Linked DNA regions of Homo sapiens: region 2 is linked to region 1. Evidence: read pairs that join two places in POLR2A ChIA-PET (ENCODE). Cell type or tissue: B cell. All regions are shown on one strand. Each heading gives the region's core, and the rest is flanking DNA. Links, peaks and the distances in the headings are about the cores only. Region 1 overlaps TRAF3IP2 (TRAF3 interacting protein 2). Region 2 has its middle 10 kb from the start of REV3L.

Evidence for each region. ChIA-PET counts read pairs that join two places held together with the same protein. Peaks named below come from ENCODE experiments on the same cell type or tissue, not always from the same donor. Only the 100,000 strongest peaks of a DNase experiment are listed, where the experiment ranks them.
Region 2: POLR2A ChIA-PET joins it to region 1 with 8 read pairs; 16 of 35 experiments call an interaction of 5 or more read pairs at or near these places.

Annotation. Positions count from the first base shown.
Region 1 is chr6:111,566,359-111,578,201 of GRCh38, reverse strand. TRAF3IP2 (TRAF3 interacting protein 2) reads left to right here. Exons shown (of 9, transcript NM_147686.4): 4 at 2,381-2,559; 5 at 5,219-5,307; 6 at 10,510-10,578; 7 at 11,642-11,758. It also overlaps TRAF3IP2-AS1. Among named protein-coding and RNA genes, the nearest start is that of TRAF3IP2, 34 kb to the left of the region's middle. RefSeq lists enhancers at 11,838-11,843, 11,767-11,843. In B cell, for the core only: no CTCF peak of the experiment used is centred there; a DNase peak (open chromatin) is centred at 3,013; H3K27ac peaks cover 1,508 bases.
Region 2 is chr6:111,487,621-111,499,463 of GRCh38, reverse strand. It overlaps TRAF3IP2-AS1 and the pseudogene LOC107986520. Among named protein-coding and RNA genes, the nearest start is that of REV3L, 10 kb to the right of the region's middle. RefSeq lists enhancers at 11,285-11,334, 11,345-11,444. In B cell, for the core only: no CTCF peak of the experiment used is centred there; no DNase peak of the experiment used is centred there.

The DNA of each region.
Region 1 (11,843 bases), core at 3,007-7,006:
GTTGAATAGGAAAGAGAATAGTAATTTTTAAAATAAACTTTTATTTTCAAACAATTTTAGACTTACAAAAGAGTTGCAAAGATAATACAGAGTAATTGGTTTTATAGCATCAATTTAAGCCTGTTCTGATCTTCTTGATCTATTTTATCACTTTAGGATAATGAAAAATAAGTTCAGGTAGAGGAGCTAGGCTGGGCTTGGTGGCTCACACCTGTAATCCCAGCACTTTGGGAGGCAGAGGTGGGTGGATTGTTTGAGCCCAGGAATTTGAGACCAGCCTGGGCAACATAGCGAAAACCCATCTCTACAAAAAAATACAAAAATTAGCCGGGTGTGGTGGCACATACCTGTGGTTCCAGCTACTAAGGAGGCTGAGGCAGGAGAACTGCCTGAGCACAAGAGGTCATGGCTGCAGTGAGCCGTGATTGTGCCACTGCACTCCAGCCTGGGTGACAGAGTGAGACTCTGTCTCAAAAACTAAAAAACAAACAAAACACACACACACATACACACAAACCCATCCAACTGAGGTTGGGCATAGTGGCTCATGCCTGTAATCCCAGCACTTTGGGAGGCCAAGGCAGGAAGTTTGTGACCAGCTTGGGCAACATGGCGAAATCCCATCTCTACCAAAATAATACAAAAATTAGCCAGGTGTGGTGGCTCATGCCTGTGGTCCCAGCTACTCAGGAGGCTAAGGTGGGAAAATCACCTGAGCCCAGGAGGTCAAGGCTGCAGTGAGCTGTGATTGAGCCTGGGTGACAGAGCAAGACCCTGCCTCAAAAAAAAGAAAAAAGAAGCCAGCTAATTCTCCTCTTACTCATAGTTTGAAAGAGAACTTTAATTCAGAAAGTTTACTCTGTCATTAATTTCCATGGTATTGTTTTTATACAGAAGCTTTTGAATATTATCAAGGCCTTAACATTTCTTTATCATATAAGCAATCATCTTCTATAACAACTAAGCAACTTTTGAAACAATTTTTTTGGTATAAGAGAATTTAATGCAAAAGAACTGGAATGAGTTTTTCTTGGAGAAATAAAAAAAAAAAAGAAAAAGAAAAAAATATGGAATGGGATCCCCCATTAGCTGAAAGCATATTTTATAGAAATTATTTTCTCTATATTAATAAAAATATAAAAAATAATCTTAATCATTCATATTTTCAAAATATAGTACAGTTGAGATTCTGTGTAATTTTATTTTAAATCCTGTTACATAAGACTTTTAGAATTCCTGATTACTCCTTGGGTAAAAATATGAAAAGCGTAAGCAACAATCTACAAAAACTGGGCATATACATAGAGATTTTGTAGTCAAAACATTTTTTTAAAATTTATAATATGACACAATTTCAAACACACCACAAATAACAACATCCATGTTCCCACTACCCAGATTTTAAGAATGTTAACATATTGTCACATTTGCTTCAGAATTTTTTTTTAAGAAATAAAACATTATAGAGACAGTTTTAGTCCCACCACCGGTTAGCACAATACCACAGAACAGGGCCACCAAAGAGGCTGTCTCCTCTGGCGGTCAGGAAGGTTGAGAATCAGAAAGCCAACACCGCTGTGACCACTGCAATGGTTGGATCGGTTCTGTGCCAGATAGATCTCCACTGGTGAACAATAGATGCCCATGCCCTGCCCTCGACGCTTGTGAAGCTGGTAATAGGACACTGGGAGGCCTTCTGGGGAAAACTCAGCACCTCATCACTGTGCTTACCGACAGAAACCACAGAAGCGGCAGACGCATGCTCTCCATTTCCTTCTCTCCTCCAAATCTCACACGAGGTCATCTGATTGTTCATCTCAGCAGAATGCTCGTGGGAATACTGGCAACGAAAATAATAAAGATGCTATCTAATATGGTAGCAACTTCTTTAAAGGGTCTTCAAAATCAGATTTCCATTTATATGTCAACAGTACAAATACTTCTAAATCTACATGGCCCTCTTTACCTTTTGATACATAATTAAATGTTACCTATTATGAGCTAAAAGTCATGTCTTTTTATCTGAATGCCTATAACATCAACCATCTGTGTCACCTGTCATACTACTTTGTTTTGTTGGTGACCTTGTCTGCCCTGTGCATGAGACTTGTTTTTCCAATTAAACAAATCTTGAATAGAGAAATCAAATCCTGCTTCCCTCTTTGGAGTCAGAGCACAGGCCCTCACATGTGGCAGCCAGCTGAAACGCTTATTGACTACAACTCCATGGAGCTCCCCTCTTCCTTCTGTCTCAGTTAAGAAATAGAGGCAGAGGAGAGAGAGCCCACTGGGATCTTCCCATAGTTCTAAAAGTCTTTCTGTCCCTGAAGGTTTGCCTTTGTAAAGAATGAAAATTGACTGTAAATGTATTCCTTTCTAGGGACCAGCCACATCACCAGCCACCTAATAGAGCTGGTGCTCCTGGGGAGTCCTTGGAGTGCCCTGCAGAGCTGAGACCACAGGTTCCCCAGCCTCCGTCCCCAGCTGCTGTGCCTAGACCCCCTAGCAACCCTCCAGCCAGAGGAACTCTAAAAACAAGCAATTTGCCAGAAGAATTGCGTAAGTTGTTTGCAACATTGTTCTCTCCTTCCTCTTTTTTTTTTTTTTTTTTTTTGAGACGGAGTCTCGCTCTGTTGCCCAGGCTGGAGTGCAGTGGTGCGATCTCAGCTCACTGCAAGCTCCGCCTCCCAGGTTCACCCCATTCTCCTGCCTCAGCCTCCCGAGTAGCTGGGACTACAGGTGCCCACTACCACACCCAGCTAATTTTTTGTATTTTTAGTAGAGACGGGGTTTCCCCATGTTGGCCAGGATGGTCTCGATCTCTTCACCTCGTGATCCACCTGCCTCGGCCTCCCACAGTGCTGGGATTACAGATGTGAGCCACCGCACCCGGCCACTCCTTCTTCTTGTGAGGTCTTATACTTTGTGATGGCTGGATGATCACTCGTCCCTAATCTCGAAGATTTTCCTTTTTTTTAAGACAGGGTCTCACTCCTGTTGCCTAGGCGGGAGTGCGGTGGTGTGATCATGGCTAACTGCAGCCTCAACCTCCTGGGGTCAGGTGATTCTCCCACCTCAGCCTCCCAAATAGCTGGGGTTACAGGTGCATACCACCACAACCAGCTAATTTGCTTATACTTTTACTAGAGACGGGGTTTTGCCATGTTGCCCAGGCTGGTCTCAAACTGCTGGATTCGAGTGATCCACCCGCCTTGGCCTCCCAAAGTGCTAGGATTACAGGCGTGAGCCACTGTACCTGGCCTCATAACCTCAGCTATTTCTCATGTACACAGTAAAATAAAATGCACTTTTTTGCTTTTTGCTTAAAAAGTAACCAGCATTTTGTATGAATGTTTTTAGTGATTCTGACACCACTAGTAACACTCAAAAACTGCTTACCTCTAGATTTCCTTAAGCACATACTCCAAAAACAAATAACCCCAGTGCCTTTTCCCTCTTCTAAATGATGCTCTTGAGTGGACTTGTCCCTGGGTAAATTGATTGGATGTCCATGTGGTATTGGGCAGGGACCCAGCATCTCACCATAAGTTAGCAGCAGCCATCAAGAATGAGGTCATTTCCTGTAGGAATGAGCAATCTTGTTTGGAAAAAACGGTCTCACATTCTCCATACTGCATCACAACCAAATGCAAACTAAGCCTTTTATTTAAAGAAACATTCAACTAAGCGTAAGGTGATGATTCTTTTTCCACATTTTGCTGCCAGAACCAGAAATGTTGAAATATCACCAAAATGTTCTCATATTAAGGTCAGTCAGGACAGTAATTTCCAGAAATCTTAAGAAAACAGCCACTACTTGTGAAATTATTATATGATGTGCTTGCTAGAGAAGCTCAGGTAATTCTAATATGCATTTTCCAAATCTGGGAACCTCTTTGAACCAAACCTGAAACAAAGCCTTTTGCATCTGCTAATTCCTTTTGGGGGATCTGTGCTGTTTAGTCATTGACAACTCTGAAAGCTCTCTATGACAATGATTCATTGCTGTTTTCATTCAAAACATTTTATTTCTGAACACTTTCTTAAGATCTTAATCATTTTAATTTTGAGCATTTCTGGAGAACAGATGCTGCCCCACATACATTATAGTCCTGATATCAATCTATAGATCATATATATCTTACCATAATCTATAAAGGAAGTCCTCAAATACGTAACAATTGGGTGAATGTTAGGTGTTCAGAAGAAAATTGAGTGCCATCTATATATCTGGCTGCTTAAGTGAGTTAATATGACCATTATACACACTTCCATTTGGGAGGTGTGTTTCAAAAAACCTCAGTGTAGATACAGACTCGTATTTTCTCTCCAGCCCCCCTTTCTTCTCCATCTTCTGCCCCAAGGGCTTCCTGAGATTTAAGTGGTCCATTCCAGACTAAAAGCCAACACAAAGTAATTATTCAGCTTTCACATTAAAATGCTAGTCAGACAATTTCCCCAAGACTTTAGCCTGAGAAAACACTGGTTCATCCTGACTGGGTAAAGCTTATCCAAACTGTACTGTCTGCTGCTCTAAGCTGACCCAGGGATGAGTGATGGAGTCTGTGATGTTGGACTGCCCAGAGGCAGTGTCTCTTCTTCAAGCTGCTGAAGTGTTTTTTTACTAACATATCTGAGCTGTGCTTTGGTCTACTCCAAACTTGCTGGCCTTTCTGCAAAAGTGAGTGGATTGCGGGGAAGAAGGGAGCGGGGAACCAGTTTCTCACTCTCCTCCCACTTGCTATTGTCAGAAGAGCGAGATTTCAGGGCAGCAGAGAGCATCAGGAGATCAAAAGAAGACACTGCTGGGTGGTCCCTTAGCAAGTTTTAGCTTCTTTGCCTGCTGGGAGAGTATTCCTTGGGCACAGTGCCAAGTGTCTCTAAGAAACTAGTCATGCCTGATCTTAAGGGCTCGCGGATTCTGGGTGGTGGATTTCCTTAGGCTTGTCTGAGCCTGCCAGTGCTCTCCTCTGTCGCTCTGATTTCCATTCACGCTGAGCAGTCTGCACTCCCTTGGACAGACCCACTGGCATTTTGGGCCTGAGGAGCTGTGCCCTGAGGACAGCATACAACGTAGGCATAAGCTCTTAGAGCACCCCAAGCCCAAGGTTTCCTCTTATTATTCTAGAAGGACAAAAGATATTGCATATAATTTAGAAGTTTGTTTACAATAGAATAATTTGATCAGTTTCTAATAAATGTAAAAATTTTCTCTTAGGGAAAGTCTTTATCACTTATTCGATGGACACAGCTATGGAGGTGGTGAAATTCGTGAACTTTTTGTTGGTAAATGGCTTCCAAACTGCAGTAAGTATTTTGTCCAAATAGATAACTGAACAGTTATAGTGAGTACAATGGAGAGAAAAGCAGCAGAAGAAAAAGTGTAATAGCTGTTGGTGTTTTAAATGATATTATTTGATTTATGTGATTATGCATTGAATGCTTATAGATTTAGGTAATAATTTTCTAGATTTTAAGCTATCTGAAGTCTCCAGCATTTTTTTCCTGTATGCTGTTTGAGTGACCCCAAGTACCTCTGAACAGCAAGATCAGTGCTAATGCTGACCACATATGCAGCGGCCCCTGGCCTGAAGGAAACGCCGGGCTCTTGCTGCACTTTGTACCTTTGTCCTTTCTCACCAATCATGCCCACTTTGTCTGAGTTTCCCATGATGCAGGAAGCTGCAGGCTTCACCATGGTCACCTGCTTATTTAACAAGGACCTTTTGTTCTGCACTGGGTTATGAGGTTTGAAGTAGAATCCTGCAGCCTGAATCCCCCATTGCGCACAGCTGCCATTTTCATACCTTGACGCAGTGATGCTTCTGGATGGGTGATACTGGCCAGGTTTGGGGCTGGTCTAATCCAGTTCCAGGGGAGGCTGACCTCACCCAGCCCTGCAAGCCCACTGTGATCTTGGCTCCAGAAATCTCAGGAAACACACACTGCCCCTGTCCCCCTGCAGTCCCTTGACACAGTACAGCTTAAAGCCATGTAAATTTTTCTCTATGATAAATAAAGTACCACATGATGCTACTCAGGGGACTGGCTTTCCTCAAACACTGAGATAACTTCTTTTCCTTTCCAGAGCCCTCTTCTAGGCCTTTTCTAGTGAATTCTAGAGAGTGGTGAAAAATTAAGGGAAATATCTATGAATATAAATGTCTATGGGTAAAGAGGGATACTTAGTAACTAAATATCAATTTTAAAAGTTATTTAGTATTGTTTAACAGGAGTTTTTATTTGAAGCTTTCTTTATTCTATAAGATAATTTTTTTTTTTTTTTTGAGACAGAGTCTAGAACTGTTGCCTGGGCTGGTGTGCAGTGGTGTGATCTTGGCTCACTGCAACCTCTGCCTCCTAGGTTCAGCCTCTCAAGTAGCTAGGATTACAGGTGCCCACCACCATGCCCAGCTAATTTTTTTGTGTGTGTATTTTTAGTAGAGATGGGGTTTCACTATGTTGGCCAGGCTGGTCTCGAACTCCTGACCTCATGATCTGCCAACCTTGGCCTCCCAAAGTGCTGGGATTACAGGTGTGAGTCACTGCACTCGGCCAAGACAATTTTCTAAAAAATGAAAATGAAAGTTCTTTTTTAAAAAATGCATACAACTTATACAATCCAACTCCATAATTATATAGAGACTAATATTTCCCTTTCTCATTTCTGGTATAAGAAAGCACTATAGCAGCCAGGCGTGGTGGCTCATGCCTGTAATCCTAGCACTTTGGGAGGCCAAGGCAGACAAATTGCCTGAGCTCAGGAGTTCGGGACGAGCCTAGGCAACATGGGGAAACCCCATCACGACTAAAATACAAACTATGGCCAGGCGCAGTGGCTCACACCTGTAATACCAGCACTCTGTAAGGCTGAGGCGGGCAGATCACCTGAGGTCAGGAGTTCAAGACCAGCCTGGACAACATAGTGAAACCCTATCTCTACAAAAAATACAAAAAAATTAGCCGAGTGTGGTGGCACATTTCTGTAGTCCCAGCTACTTGGGAGGCTGAGGCAGGAGAATTGCTTGAACCCTGGAGGTGAAGGTTGCAGTGAGCCGAGATCTCGCCACTGCACTCCAGCCTGGGTGACAGAGCAAGGCTCTGTCTCAAAAAAAAAAAAAAAGAAAAAAAAGTTGGCATGGTGGTGTGCGCCTGTAGTCCCAGCTACTTGGGAGGCTGAGGCACAAGAATTGCTTGAACCTGGGAGGTGGAAGTTGTAGTAAGCCGGCATCACACCACTGCACTCCAATCCAGCCTGGGCAACAGAGCAAGACTCTGTCTCCAAAAAAAAGAAAAAAAGAAAGCACTGTGGCAACTGTGACATAAAATCAAATTACACTGGGTGTGGTGGTGCGTGCCTGTAGTCCCAGCTACTTGGGAGGCAGAGGTGGGAGGATCACTTGAGCCCAGGAGTTGGAGGCCAGCCTGGGCAATATAACAAGACCAGGTCTGTAATATAAATAAATACTAAGACATAAGGCCAGCATTTCAGAAAAGATCTTACTTTTTGTCATTTCCAAAGACACATACTGATTGCCCCTGGAGGAGAGCTTAGGTTTTGTTTGTTTATCTTCACAACCAGGGGCCACATAGGCAGAATTTAAATCTGTCCCTGACCCTCATCTCTATGAAGACTTGTGGTAGAAATCACAGAGCCCGGTCCTGGACAGCTAAGTTATTATTGACACATCTAGATCCCCTTAGTGGAATGAAACACTTAATGAGTAATTTAAGGAGAGTGTAATAAGGGGCCTATTACAAAGCTTTGGGTAGGTTTTAGAGAGTCCAATTTTATTGGGGATAGTGCAGTATTCTGGCACTAGCAAAAGCAGGGAGTTGTTACTGCCCCTAGGTCTAAAGAGTCAAAGAAGGAATTCTTACTGGAAGATGAAGAGGATGGCTATATTAGTTTGCTAGGATTCCTATAAAGTACTACCGATTGGGTGGCTTAAGCGTAGAAATTTATTTTCTCACAGTTCTGGAGTCTGGAAGTCCAAGATCAAGGTTTCAGCAGGGTTCATTTCATCCTGAGGCTGTCTTCTCCTTCTGTCCTCACATGGTCTCTCCTCTGTGTGGACACGTCTGTGTTCTAATCTCGTCTTCTATGGACACCAGTTCTGTTGGATTAGGGCCCATACATATCACCTCTTTTTATCCTAATTACTTCTTTAAAGGTCCTGTCTCCAAATACAGTCACATTCTGAGGTAGGGTAGGGAGATAGGGCTTCAACATAGGAATTTTGGGAACACAATTCAGCCCATAATAGTAGCTGTGTGGAGGAATGATCATAACAGGAGCTATGGACTTTGGGAGAGACTTGGAGAAACAAATGGAAGATATCCAGCTCATTGCACCACCCAGGATGTCCACTACAGTAGCTGGGAATAATTTAGAGTGCTTGGATAATAACAATAATCACTATTTTTTATTTATTTAATTTTTTTTGAGACGGGGTCTTGCTCTGTTGCCCAGGCTAGGGTGCAGTGGCACGATCTCGGCTCACTGCAACCTCTGCCTCCCAGGCTCAAGCAATTTTCCTGCCTGAGCCTCCTGAGTAACTGGGATTACAGGCACCTGCCACCAAGCTCAGCTAATTTTTTTTTGTATTTTTAGTAGAGACGGGTTTTCACCATGTTTGCCAGGCTGGTCTCACACTCCTAACCTCAAGTGATCTGCCCCCCTCAGCCTCCCAAAGTGCTGGGATTACAGGCGTGAGCCACCACGCCCGGCCAATTATCACCATTTACTGAGTGCTTATTTCCTGCCTGGCATTATGATAGGCCTTTTCCATGTTAACTCATTTTAGTTCTCACAACCACCGTAGGAAGTCAGTTTATTAACTACATATTACAAGTGAAGATAAGATTTAGAGAGTTTTAGTAACATTTCCAAAGTCATGCAGGTGGGAAGTGGCAAAGCCAAGACAGAACCCAAGCTGTCCGTTTCTTCTCAACCCTGACACTATATTGCTTCTCTCCCATATAATAGCAATGGATTAGTGACACAGTCTCAGAAAGCTACAAAAGCGTTCTCAAGAGTAGTCGTTGGCCATCACACATTTGAAAACAGGAGTCATCTAAACCAAAATAACAGCCATTCCATTTTTCATGTAAAGACACATATTCTGAACTCTGTACTCTATGTATGTGATAGTTCGGTATACACAGGGCATGGTCTCTTTCCGTAGGAGGCTTAGCATCAGGTTGAAGAGACACAGCAGACATAAATGAAACATGTCCTGAATAAAAGAATGTTATCATACGTGTTAATTGTCCAGTATCATTAGTGGTCACAATGGGGTAGAGTTAGGTGAAGTGAGGAAGAGGAGGAGATTGGCATGTGGGAAGGATTCACAGAGCAGGGGGGTTTGTGCTGTGCCTTTAGGGTACAGGGGACTCCAATGTGGGGAGTAAAGTAGACAGGATATGTGAGGAAAAGAGAGGCGAGGCTGGATCATGGATGGCGAGGCTGGATCATGGATGGATCATGGATGGCTTTTCAAGTGATCTGCCTGCCACGGCCTCCCAAGTGCTGGGATTATAGGCATGAGCCATCGTGCCTGGCCTGGAATGACATTTAGGACAAGTAATCTGGGAGCAGTGCAGCTGAATCACGTAACCCCTCCCCAGGGACACTCTCCCTGAGTCACCCATTCCAGTATATAATCCCTCTTCCCATCAAGAGCATCTCGTAAACACACACGTGCACGTACACACACACACACACACACACACACACACACACACACACACACACACACACACACACTCTGCAGTATAAGCCTGAGCCCAAGAAGGGCCTTCTTATTTGGTTTCTTATAAAATAAAAAATAACTGATCTTTCTCCTTTTAAAATATCCCTTCAAAAACTTGAATGCTGATAGTAAATATCAGTCTTTTCAAGGCCTAAGAGTTCTACTTCTGACTTTCATCATAAACCTCTTCCCTACCGTTTCAGTAATTGTTTTTGTGACTGTTCCTTGGCTCTGCTCCAAGTTTCATACAATCCTTTTGAAACATATAGATTGAAACTGTACATAATACCATAATAATGACCTCACTAATGCAAGTAAAGCACCACAATTGTATCTCAGTTACTTGTATGCCACACATCCATTAAAATGTTCCAGAATTATGTTTGCCTTTCAAATGTCTAAATTACAGATATATAATATATGTATATTGCTGGCTTATATCCAACTTAGTGGTATACCGTGTCCCTCAGATTTTTAAAAACCTGATTATTGTGTAGCCATAGATATATTTTGATGTGTATCACAATATCCTAATTATGGACATAACATTAACTACTTAAATGCCTACTAATGTTGAAATAGGGAATATTTTCAGAAAATTATATTTTGTTTTTTAGACCTATGTGCTCCTTCTTGCAAAAAGCATTAGTTAAGTTTTGGAGCTTTAAATGTATATAGTATTGTGTTTTCTTCTGCTCTGCATCTTGAGAGAACCTCTCATTAAGGGCCAACTCCCACATCTTTTTTTTTGCAGATTGACATATTTGAGGATAGAATCCGAGGCATTGATATCATTAAATGGATGGAGCGCTACCTTAGGGATGTAAGTACATTCCAAAAACCAGAGTTTGTTTTCTGGTGAGAAAGACAATGAGCTTATGAAGTTGTTTTATTAAAGAAACCCTGGCATACCCACCTAAGTCTGAAGCTGAGAAAGCCCCAACAAAGCCTCCCTTGTTGGAAGCCGTGCAAAGACTTGGAAAGGAAGGACGGAGTCGCCCTCTTGGACATGCACAGGCAGGAAATAACGGTCAAACCAGACACAGGTGGTTGATAACAATCAGAGGAAACAATCTTTTGACGAGAATAGGAAAGAAGGAAATGAAGGCGGAGAGTGGGGAGAGAGCAGCAGAATTCAATTTAATCTGAGGCCACCCCAAGTGTTTTGTAGAATTGGGCTGAAGAGGTTTCCTAGGCAGCCTCGCAGGCTGCACAGCACACCACCCCCGAGGTGCCCACGTGCAGCCCCGTGATTTGTTCTCCACTGACAGAATCTATACCGGCCACTGGGACACGTTGTGCTTTAACAAGATCGAAATTGATTGCTGCCAGCGTGTCCGTGTCGGCTGCTTCTTTTGGAGGGAGCCAGTGGGGGACGGGAGTCTCAGCAGGCTGGGGTGTTGCACTTTTCCTTTTGTCTGCAGCCTGATGTTTGCTTTGTGCTGAAGGGTCTGTTCCTACTGACTGTGCTAATGTGTACACGCAGAAGACAGGGCAGTCGAGTGCAGTGACTGGCAGCTCAGAACCAGCTGGAGGGAGGGAGGGTGCTTCTTACTGTTGGTGTTGCAGTGCCTTTTTGCCACGACACAGACTCACTCAGTGATTCGGGCTTTCATTAGAGGTTTATTAGTGATGGTTGTGGAAAATGGTAGGCAAAAGCACATCTATTTGAGAGAGCCCCTCTCTGAGCCATTTGCTCTGCATGTTCAAGGTGGGGCTGGGCTGGAGACAGAAGGGAGAAGCAGAGATAAGAGTCTGCCTGAGTGGGGGCCAGTGCTTCTCTTTCTATGGAGAATGAGCCTGGCCCTCCACCCCGTGTGTCAGAGAATGCCCACAGTCCTGCTGGTACACTTCCATAAACATGCCTTTCTCCCTCTCATTAACAGAAGACCGTGATGATAATCGTAGCAATCAGCCCCAAATACAAACAGGACGTGGAAGGCGCTGAGTCGCAGCTGGACGAGGATGAGCATGGCTTACATACTAAGTACATTCATCGAATGGTGAGTGGGGAGGGGATCACAACACCTCACTGTCCCCTGGGGATGGATACCTTGTCCAGGGAAGTCCCATTCTTCCCCAGAGACC
Region 2 (11,843 bases), core at 4,561-8,560, 80 kb after region 1:
GTGCAGTATTCATGTCTTATCTTGTTTTAAGTAATAAATTGCTTTTCTCCATATACAAGTGGTTGCAATATTTTTGCCTTAGCTGACACAAAAAATGGAAAAGCAGTTTGAGAGGGTAGGAAACACAGCCCATTGTAAACTGAGGATCTAATCACCTAGTAATCAGGCAAGAGTCAGAAGCAGAGTACCAAATTTTGGATAGAGACCCCTCAAGGAGGCTTTAAGATATCAAGTCTCTCACTAGACTGAAAACTCCCTCATGGCAAGGATCTAGTTCTCACTCTTTCCCCAGCACCTAGCTCAGCACCTCACAAATAACAAGATTTAATGACATGAAGAAAGTCATCTCCAGACCCTCCCCTACTTTAAATTACTAGCTTACAGTCTCTGCCTGCATATCACCTCACCACCAAATCCTTCCTACATACCACTGCTAAATCAAGCCAATTATCATTTCATTTCCTGCTCAAAACCTTCTGACTGTCCAATACATGCTCGCCAACTCTAAACTCTTCACCATTCAAAGCCTTCCAGAACTTGGTTCTAACCAATTTTTCTAAGCTTTCTTCCACTCCTCATTACACTGTCAGTCTGGATAAATAAGGTTTAACATAACATTTTTCCTGTTCTTGTTGGTTCCAGTTTTTGTAGTATCTGTCTTCCATGATGTCTCCCCTATCTTACCGTCAAAATCTAGTTAAGATGCCACCTGTCAGTGACCTACCACTCTAGGTTATTGGTAACGTATCCTCGTACCCTATGCTCCTTAATTACTTAAGGATCTATTTGAAGCTTTTGTTAATTACTGTCCTGTTCGTATATATAACTTCTAGTAGTTGAACACATACTATCTTAAATTATAATTATGTAGTTGTATTATTTGTCCTACCAGATTTTAAGAGACTTAAGAGCTTTCTGCCACTAATCTTCTATATCCCCAGAAACTTCTGTAGTGCCTTATACATAGTGGGCAATAAGTAAAATCTGTTAAAAAGATGAATAAATGGATGTTTATAATACAGCACTAGTGTTTGGGGCTGGTCCCTTGAGGTAGCCAGCCTGTGACTGTGCCAGGGATTTCTGAGCTGCTGAAATCAGAGGGTAATAAATCCTGGCAGCTTGGAACTGGATGGTGAGTCTAAATCAAAGATCATCAGGTTGAATGGAGATTCAAATGCCAGGAACAAGCATCAAGTGAAAAGGTCCAAAAGACAGAACCTGAGATGAAATGTAGAGCAAAGGGTATGGAATCAGGCAGAGACACAGTAAAGGCAACAGTCGTCATAACATATTGATGAGGATCTGAATGGTGGACTTTGGAGCGGGGGCCATGCAGTGCACTCATCAAGGTGAGTGGTTTGTTGGTAAAATAATCACCTAAAAATTGGAAGTTAGGTTGGCATCCAATTATCATCTCTAGCAAAGAAACACATATATGAAAATAAAAAATTTATAATAGCAAATATAGAGAAATTAAATAGAACCTGCTTTGAGAGGTGGATTTCATTTGAGCTTCATTTTGTTGCTTCTGCCCTGTCACCTTAATTTGTTTCACACATTTGCACAAGTTCACATACAAGTTGTATTTTTTGATTCCTTTATATTATGGAAAAAGAAAAACACATTTTAAAAGAGATAACATCACAGCACCCAACATCAATACAAAAACTCAGAACTTATTTTTACTGTATTTTTTAGATTTTTAATCTTTCAGCGAAGCTGCAATAACAGTGTACATAATAACCACTGATTTTTCTACATGAACTGTTCACAGACTAGAAAATTCTGAGATTTTATAAAAGTTTAAAAATCCTTAAAAATGTTTAAAAAACCCTAATTATGAGAAGTACATATTCTGTTATCAAAAATCCTAAAAAGTTTAATTCCAACAGCTACCTTGCCCTATAAAACATTTGTTTGCCTGTCAATCTGTGAGGTTGGATCGAGCAACTCTGTCCCACACAGCGTTTTCTTGTACTCATTAGTAGTAAGCATTGTGGCAAAGACTAATGTCCTCATGAAAAAGACAGCAAAATTCACTTTAAGTTCTTCTGTACAGGTGCAATAGTCCTCTGAATAAATTGTAAAAATTAAAAAAAAATTTTTTTTTGACACGATCTCACTCTGTTTCCCAGGCTGGAGTGCAGCGGTGTGATCATGGCTCACTGCAGCCTTGATCTCCTGGGCTCAAGCAATCCTTCCACCTCAGCCTCCCCAGTAGCTGGGACCACAGGTGCACACCACCACACCTGGCTAGTTTTTTTATTATTATTTATGGAGATAGAGTCTCACTATGTTGTCCAGGCTGGTCTCAAACTCCTGGCTTCAAGGGATTCTCCCACCTCAGCCTCCCAAAGTGCTGAGATTACAGATGTAAGCCACCATACCTGGCCGGAATTTTGTTATTTTGATTTAAATGCTGAATGAAGTAAGTTTTAAAGCCTATATTATTCTTCCTGATATAACTGACAGAAGGATAAGTTCTCATATTAGGTTCTTTAAAAGTTAATATATTTGGTGGCAACACAGAAGAATAGGAAGATCGCTTACCAAGGAGGTAGGTAACCTGGATCTCACTTACTCTATGGGGTCTTAGGCAAGTCATTTACTTTCTCTGAGTCTCAATTTCTTCATTATAAAATCTAAAGACTTGGATTATTTCAATGGTCTTGACAGGAAGACTGCACTGGAATTGCCTGTGGGCATTCTGACTTGGTAGATATGAGAAGAAAGGGCCTAGATAAATGTATCTTTACAACGTCTCATAAATGATTCTGATGCATATTACTGGTTAAGAACCAATGGTATAAATAATTTCTTGGGTTATTTGAAATTCTAAGAATCTACTTTTTACATCCAATCAACGGAATTTTTAAAACTCCTACCTTTCACTATTACATCATTCTTCTTGATGAATAAGTATATTTTAGGAAATGGAGAAGCTGCCTCTAAATTGTGAATAGCTTACTGTTATTGAGTGCTTAGCAGTCTAAGGTGTTAACTCATTTAATATATGTAATTCAATCTTCACAACAACACTAAGAGGTAGGTACTACTATTATTATCTGTTTATTACAGACAGGAAAAATGAGGCACAGAAAGTAATTTGCCCAAGTTATGGAGCAGGTAAGTAGGGAAATTGGGCTGCAGAGTTTAAACACCAGAATGCTCTACTATTATTCAATAAATGACCTATATATACCAATAAGCCCCATCACTATTCCCCACCCGAATAGTGCTGTTTTCCCTGCTACTACAGGGGAAAAAAGGGGTATGTTTTTAGACAATCTTTGAGAGCAGAAGGGAGAAGCTGGGAAACTCAAGAATGAAAAAACTCAAGGGACCTGGGCCTAAGACCTCTGGCCCTGAATTACAACTAGAGACTACTTTGATTTACAAAAGCCTCTTTAAATAGGGTGACTATTTTTAGGAGTTATTTTCCTTCAGTTATCATTTCATCCCATGATGTCTAAGACATGCTCTTTTTGATTGAATAAATATTAATTTTAAAAAATATTAGAAATGTACCTTATCAGATGAACTAGACCCAAAACTGTAAAGCAAAACAGGAAAGGATAAAAGCTATGTTAGAGTCAAAGGGAATGATAATCAAATGATTCAGCCTATTGTTAATTTTGGGTATGCAAAGGAGAATTATAACACCATACTTTGGCATAAGGTAGAGATTAATCCATAACACGGTATAACCTTCCCTTCCCAACAGTATTAGATGGGCTGTCTACTTGGGTGATGAATTTACTCAGGATGAGGGCAGGAATTCAGGTGAAGGAGAAAGACTGTAAGCCAAGTGTCAAAGTCTTTAACATCTTTAATAAATTAAGTCTTGAAAGACTATGAATATGCTAAGTACAGGGGAGCAGATATTCTAGAATGAGGATCCTTCTCTTTTCTCTATGAGCTTTCAGTCTAAAAACATGTTATACAAATGCAGAAGTAAGCAGCCTCCTAAGAAAAATGAGTAGTGTTTTCCTTCATTCATAAAACTAATCTTTATACTGCTTTGCAGACTTGGCAAGAACCTCTGGTTCACATTTTCATCCAAAGGCTAGATTTTCCCCACTAAAGAGGAATGGAGAATGAAATTACCTGCTAATTCAAGCAAGAAAAATATCAGCTCTTATTCTCATAAATTTGTGAAAATAAATTACAACTAGATTGCCCCAGTTCTGATTTGAAAACATCTGGTGAGACCACTAGGTATAGTTTCTCACTACTTTTTTTTTTTTAAAGTGTAAAAACACACATATTCAAAGGTTTTAAAAATAATCTTAAAAGAACAGAGTAGCATGCTATTTCCTGACAGGCTGACCTTTACACAAAGAATGTTCACTTTCAACAAACTGAAAATTACTCTTACTGATGGCTTCAGAATATCACTGTCTACCTCAGAAAGCGGAATGTTTTGTACAAATCATAAATAAGTGGCTAGACGGACACTATTTGGTCATCAAATGATCAATGTAGAGGGCAGGGGGAAATTATTTCTGCAGTACCAACCATATATCTGGTACTGTGCAAAGGGAAAAAGGAAATGGGCTGGGAATGGTGGTTCATGCCTATCATCCCAGCACTTTGGGAGGCCCAGCTGGGAGGATCCCTTGAGCCTAGGAGTTTAAGACCAGCCTGGGCAACATTGGGAGACTCCATCTCTACAAAAATAAAAAAACTGGTGGCAGGAGCCCATAGTCCCAGCTACTCAGGAGGCTGAGGCAGGAGAATGGTGTGAACCCGGGAGGCAGAGCTTGCAGTGAGCCAAGATCGCACCACTGCACTCCAGCCTGGGTGACAGAGCAAGAATCATTCTCAAAAAAAAAAAAAAAAAAAAAAAAAAAAAAAAAAATTCGCCAGGAGCAGTAGCGCACGTCTGTGGCCCCGGTTACTTAGGAGGCTGAGGTGAGAGGATCGCTTAGGCCCAGGAGGTCAAGGCTGCAGTGAAGTGTGATTGCACCACCGCACTCCAGCCTGGGCAACAAAGCAAGACCCTGTCTTAAAAGAAAAAAGGAAATGTAGAATATGATTCCTAATGTCAAGAAACTTACAGTTTATTGGTCAATTACATAATACTGGAGTCCAGGACCATGTCTTACTCTTAAAAAAAAAAAATCAACCACATCGTTTAACATAGAATTTTATAAATATCAGTGAGTTAATAAAAAGTTAAAATAATACAAAAAGCTTAGAATTGAGCAATAAAATGCATGTTTAATATAGGCGACTGGGCCAGGCATGGTGGCTCGTGCCTGTAATCCCAGCACTTTGGGAGGCCGAGGCGGGCAGATCACCTGAGGTCAGGAATTTGAGACTACACTGGCCAAACATGGTGAAACCCCGTCTCTACTAAAAATACAAAAATTAGCTGGGTGTGGTGGCGGGCACCTGTAATCCCAGCTATCTGGGAGGCTGAGGCAGGAGAATCGCTTGAACTCGGGAGGCAGAGGTTGCAGTGAGCCAAGAATGTGCAACTGCACTCTAGCCTGGGTGACAGAGTGAGACTCTGTCTCAAAAATAAATAAATAAATAAATAAATAAATAAATTAATTAAATTAAATAAATAGGTGACTGAGTGAAGAGATAACAGTTAAGCTGGTGTAATTATAATCTTTGAAACCTCTATTAACAACGAAAACACATGGACACAAGGAGGGGAACAACACACACCGGGGCCTGTTGGGGGGTGGGGGACAAGGGGAGGGAGAGCATTAGGACAAATACCTAATGCATGCGGGGCTTAAAAGCTAGATGATGGGTTGATAGGTGCAGCAAACCACCATGGCACATGTATACCTAAGTAACAAACCTGCACATTCTGCACATGTATCCCGGAACTTCAAGTAAAAAAAGCAAACAACAAAAAAACCTCTATTAAAAAATCTTCTTCCTATTCCAATTTTATATTTTGACTAAGTACTGACACAGGAAGGTCTCTACTCCTACTTACTGAAATCTTTAAGAAAGAAAAGAGTGGGTTAACTTGGCAAAAAGAGACAGGGAAAGGAAGAGCAAACCAGGCAGAATGAGTATCACATGCAATTCTCTCTTCTGTGTAGAAAGAACATGGTATGTACCAAGAACTGGTGATATCAAATAGTGAACTAGAAAGTAAGTTCCTTGAAAAATTCAGGATAGGATCCAAAATGGAGCAAAATTTTCAGCCTAAAAATGCTCAGTGTGATATACAAGATAATGTAAAATTTGAACCATTCTGTTGTTGGCCAACAGTGGGAAAATGGTTAGGTAAATTATCATATGTCCACAACACAGCATATTTTGCAGCCATTAAAACAATGTATATGAAGAGTTTTAATTTACATGGAAAATGCTTGTTATGATGCAAAGTGAAAAAACTAGGACATTATTTTCTCTATGTAATATATTTACAGAAAAATTTTCTAGAAACAGAATGGACTAGAATGTTAATCATGACTTCCACTGGGTGAGACTGAATGTTCTATATTTTTCTTTATTGTCCTCCATGTTTTCCATGCTATGCATTTAAAAACTTTTAAAATTGGAAAAATACATTTTATTGAGAAAATGAAGAAACAGAAGGACTTATCTATATTTACACATCTGAGAATAAGTAGTCTTTTCTGGCCTCTGGAATGAGGATGTAAAATAAAGCAAAATCTAGGAGAATCCAGTGTCAATAACAAAGTTTTCTGTGTGTGTGTTTTTTGAGACAGGGTCTTGCTCTGTGACCCAGGCTGGAGTGCAGTGGTGATCATGGCTCACTGCAGCTTCAACTTCCTAGGCTCCAGTGATCCTCCTGCCTCAGCCTCCTGAGTAAGTGGGACTACAGGCATACATCACCACGCCTGGCTAATTGTTAATTTTTTGTAGCGACAAGGTCTCACTATGTTGCCCAAGCTGGTCTCAAACTTCTGGGCTCAAGCAATAATCTCACCTTGGTCTTCCAAAGTACTGGGATTACAGGCATGAGCCACCCTGCCCAGTCTCAGTAAAAAGCTTTTTAGTGGGAGTTTTTCTGGAATGTGATTTACACTGTGAATATTAAAATGCAATAAACTTTGGGGCCAGGGGAAACTACCCTGAGATATGTTGATCCAAATAGATACCTAGCTTCTGAGATTTTGCATCTTAATTATTTAAATTGGGAATTTTATCTATCCTTACTCTATGTGTGTTTGGTCTCCTCCTGCCTATCTATAATATAATCCATTGGAAATGCTCCAATATCAATTCTGGATATGTAATTTAAATGAGGGTCCTGGAAAGCTCAGGCATCAGTTCTAATATTACTCTATTCTGAAAGTTTCTTTTATTTCTTGTTCCTCAAACATCATCTTTAATTTATAGGCTATCAATTCCTTCCTTAAGACTATTACTGCTAACTTATGGAAGTGGAAGTTGTTTCAGAAAAGTTTTGCTTCTCTGAGTAACTGAGTAAATTAATTGGTTAAAATGAATAGAGAGATCTCTGTTCAGGAAATTCATCTCTCACCACATGATAAATCTGACTTTGGTTTAAAGAGAAAGAAATAAAATATGTCTTTTAGCCAAGAATTATTTTATTATTATTCATTTAGGCAACAAATATTTATGTGCCTACCTTGTACCCAGGAAGGTTCTATGGAGAAATTGCAGAAACCTGCATATAAAGCCTTTTGGGACTTTGTATGGTTGATGCAATTGACTCCAAAGTTTGCCGTACTTACTTAGGCCTTCCAAATGCCTCTGAAAGGGAATGAGTTTCTTTTCCATCATGGTTTCATAAAGGCAAGAGACTGGATGAAGGGCTGGGTACAAATTTACTTTAAACTAGGCCAGGGTTTTTCAACACCTGCACTATTGACACTTTGGACCTGATAATTCTTTGCGCTGCAGGGGCTGCCCTATGCATTGTAAGATGTGATAATCAAAAATGCCTCCAGATATTTTGCCAAATGTCCCCTAGGGCGGCAAAAATCACCCCTGGTTGAGGAACACTGAACTAAATGACTCAGACATTTGCCCTACAGTAGTTAAGAAAACTGAGTTATCTGAAAGTGAAGGAAAGAAAAGGGATGACACAAAGAATAATTTAGCTTGAGGCTGGGCGCCATGGCTCACACCTGTAATCCCAGCACTTTGGGAGGCCAAGGCAGGCAGATCACTTGAGCTCAGGAGTTCGAGACCAGCCTGGGCAATATAGTGAAACCCTGTCTCCAAAAAAATATGAAAAATAGCTGGGTGTAGAGGTGCACGCCTGTAGTCCCAGCTACTCAGGAGGCTGAGGTGGGAGGATTGCTTGAGCCTGGGAAGTCAAGACTGCAGTGAGTTGAGATTGGGTCACTGCACCCCAGCCTGGGTGACAGAGTCTCACTCTGTCTCAAAAAGAATAATTTCGCAGGGCATGGTGGCTCATACCTGTTATCTCAGCACTTTGGGAGGCTGAGGCAGGAAGATCGCTTGAGCCCAGGAGTTCGAGACCAGCTTGGGCAATATAGTGAGACCTCATCTCTATTAAAATAATTTCTAAAAAAAAAAAAAAAAAAAAAAAAAAATTTAGCTTGAACTCTACCAAATTTACTAGAAAACAAAGTATCTAAATGATTGAATAAGAAAGAAAATACTGCCACTCTTGTCAAATCACTATGCCCTTCTACCTTCTCCTTAAAGATGAATGAAAAAACAGTGACAAGACAGTCTTTCTTACCATAGAAATGACTACTTACATAGCCGCAGCTCAGAAGATTCTCTAAGTATAGGAGTAAAAGTAATAAATCTAGAGTTTGGAGGCATGAGTTCCCACTAAACAGCTTTATTTCTTTGGACCTTAGCTTACTGATATGTAACGGAGGGGTGTTGGGCAGGCAGTAGAGAGAGTTGTAAACAGATTTTTAAATTTTTTTAATTCAATAAATGTTGATAACTTATATTCTAGGCATTATACTTGGATCTAGTATATAAAAGATGAAAAGATATGGTCTGCTCCTTCAAGAAGATAACAGTCTATTAAACTGACAGACTAACAAACAACTACAATAATATAAGCATTATAATAGAAGCACATACAAAGAGAAGTGGAAGGCTAGAAATAACACCTAAATCTGTTTGAGGAAATCAGGGAAACCTTTACAAGGAAGTGGCATTTGAGCTAAAACTTGAAAGATAAATAAGAATTTTGCCAGGAGGCAAGAAGGGAAAATGTACTATGCCAGTTAGAAAGGCAAATGCACAGAGATTTGATAGTTTTTCAAAAAGAATGGCATGTTTACGAAGCTATAATACCTCAGAGGTGCTAGAAGATAAATGGAAAAGGTGAAAAGGTATGAAGCCGAATATCTATCTAGGCCAAATCATGAAGTTGGTATGCCATAAACACTGTTTTTATGGCAATAGATGATAATTTGACATAGACGATAACTTAAAATTTATGTGGTACACAGATCACCCTTGCAGTACAGTAGAAAATAAAATTAGTGGGGAATAAGCCAAGAGACCAATCAAGTGACTACTGCAATAGTATACCTAAAGCTAGTGAAAGGCTACAAAAGGACAATGATTCTGTGGACAAAAATGGGGAATATTCAGGAGAAAGAATAGGCAGGACTTGAAGTATGAATGTTGGCGGGGGGGATTACAGCTAAAGTGTATTCAGATTGTGCTAAGTATTTTTGGCAATACTTCATTTAATCCTTATAATATCCCTAATAGGGATGGAAAGCAGTCCAATTTGCTAAAAGGTAATTTGCCAACGAATCAGTTTGCTATATTTACCAAATACTTGTTTTAGAGAATATTCACCTCAATATATTTAATGAATGTATTCTTTTTTTTTTTTTTTTTTTGAGACATGATCTTGCTCTACCACCCAGGCTGGAGTGCAGTGGTGCGGCAACCTTGACCTCTCGGGCTCAAGTGATCCTCCCACCTCTCAACCAAGCAGCCTCTCAGTCCCACAGGGTTTCACCATGTTGCCTAGGCTGGTCTTAAACTCCTGGGCTCAAGCAATCCTCCCACCTCTGCCTCCCAAAGTGCTGGGATTACAGGTGTGAGCCATCGTGCCTGGCCAATGAATGTATTCTTGGTACACTTTTTTAATGAATTCACTTTTGATGAAATGATTTTTTTTTTTTTTTTGAGACAGGGTCTCACTCTGTTGCCCAGGCTGCAGTACAGTGGCAACACTATGACTCCACTAACTCAGTCATAGATGTACGTTTGTCTTATATTAACTTTATTACTCTTTTGAGTTCTCGCACCTCATAGGTCCACCAGAATCCTATGCTCATGAGGCTCAAGGCTCACTGCAGCCTTGACCTCCCCAAGCTCAAGCTATCCTTCCACCTCAGCCCCCAAGTAGCTGGGACTACAGGCATGCACCATCGCACCCAGCTAATTTTTGTATTTCTGGTAGAGATGGATTTTTGCCACGTTGCCCAGCCTGGTCTCGAACTCCTGGGCTCAGGCAATCCTCCCGCATTGGTCTCCCAAAGTGCTGTGATTACAGAGTTGAGCCACTGTGCCTGGCCCTGACAGTTAATATTCTTAAATGAAGAACTATACCTTAAAAAAAAATAGATATGATAAAACTAAATTCCAAATCCAATGTAATAAGAGTAGCATATCTTATTATGACAACTTTCTTAGTTTTTCCTGGGGGCTACCTGATGAAGATAATGAAGGTAAGATGGTTCTCTTTGCTTTTCTGTGGTGCTCTGCTCTTTTCTTTTTTTTTTTAAACTATCAGAAATTGCCATCTATCTGGAGTCAACTACCATTTACATGTGACACATAGAACCCACTAACCACCTTTAAATTGTTATCTCAAATATTTGTTTCATCATCAATGTAGGTGGTATTATTTATTTGACAATACGAAAAAAGTCATCATAATTCTGCTTTCCGGGATATGAGAATTTGAAATCCTTTTTAACTCAACTCTGTAGTGCTCATGGTTCATAGCTGTACACAGTGGAGGTCACTCTAGGAGTTTAGTGGAGAGCAGCAACTCCTCTTTGGGGACATTTAGAAATACATGGGGAATTTTTTATTGTTACAGTGGCATGTAGTGCATGGGGGCCAGGGATGTTAAATGTCCTGCACAATGAAAAACTGTTTCACCAAAAATGCCAGAAGCCCCATTTGAGAAACCCAAGCGCTCAGAGCCATCAACTTCATGAACATGCGACAAGTATAGTCACACAGGGCCCAGTGCTTGGTTTAATGCTCTGTAGTCACTGTCTTGAAAATTGTAATACTTTTATGTTTGACTATCTGTTTTGTAAGTCCAGTGGTATAGCAGAGCATAATATGCAAGCAGAGGTATGTATCCTTTCTTCCTTGCCGTTCTATTTGCATATGGTCTCCATGATGCCTCATGACAAAGGATTCTGGTGGACCTATGAGGTGCAGGAACTCAAGAGAGTAACAAAGTTAATACAAAACAAGCATGTAACATCTATGACTGAGTTAGTGGAGGCATAGACAGTTCCAAGAGGCTACACTTTTCATTCAAATCCGAACTTGCTTCAGGTGCAGAAAGAAGGCAACAGCATCTTTAAGAAACACAAGTGATTACATCACATCCTTCCTTACTCATGTGTTACTTACCACTATTAGCCAACCATTTACACAAAAAATGATGACAAAGAATGAAAGGGAAAGTAGGGCAACTCAGCACTCCCTTTCCTTTCATCCTTCCTTACTCATCAGTAAGCAGAAGATGGAGAATGTTGGTAGAATGTGTGCATATCAAGAAGGAAAACAAAAATAGTTTTGTTTTGTGCAGAGTTTACACTGCTCTGATAGCACAAAATACATATGCATTTACAAGCTATGAATTGTATAATTTTGGTGATTCCACATACAATTGAAAT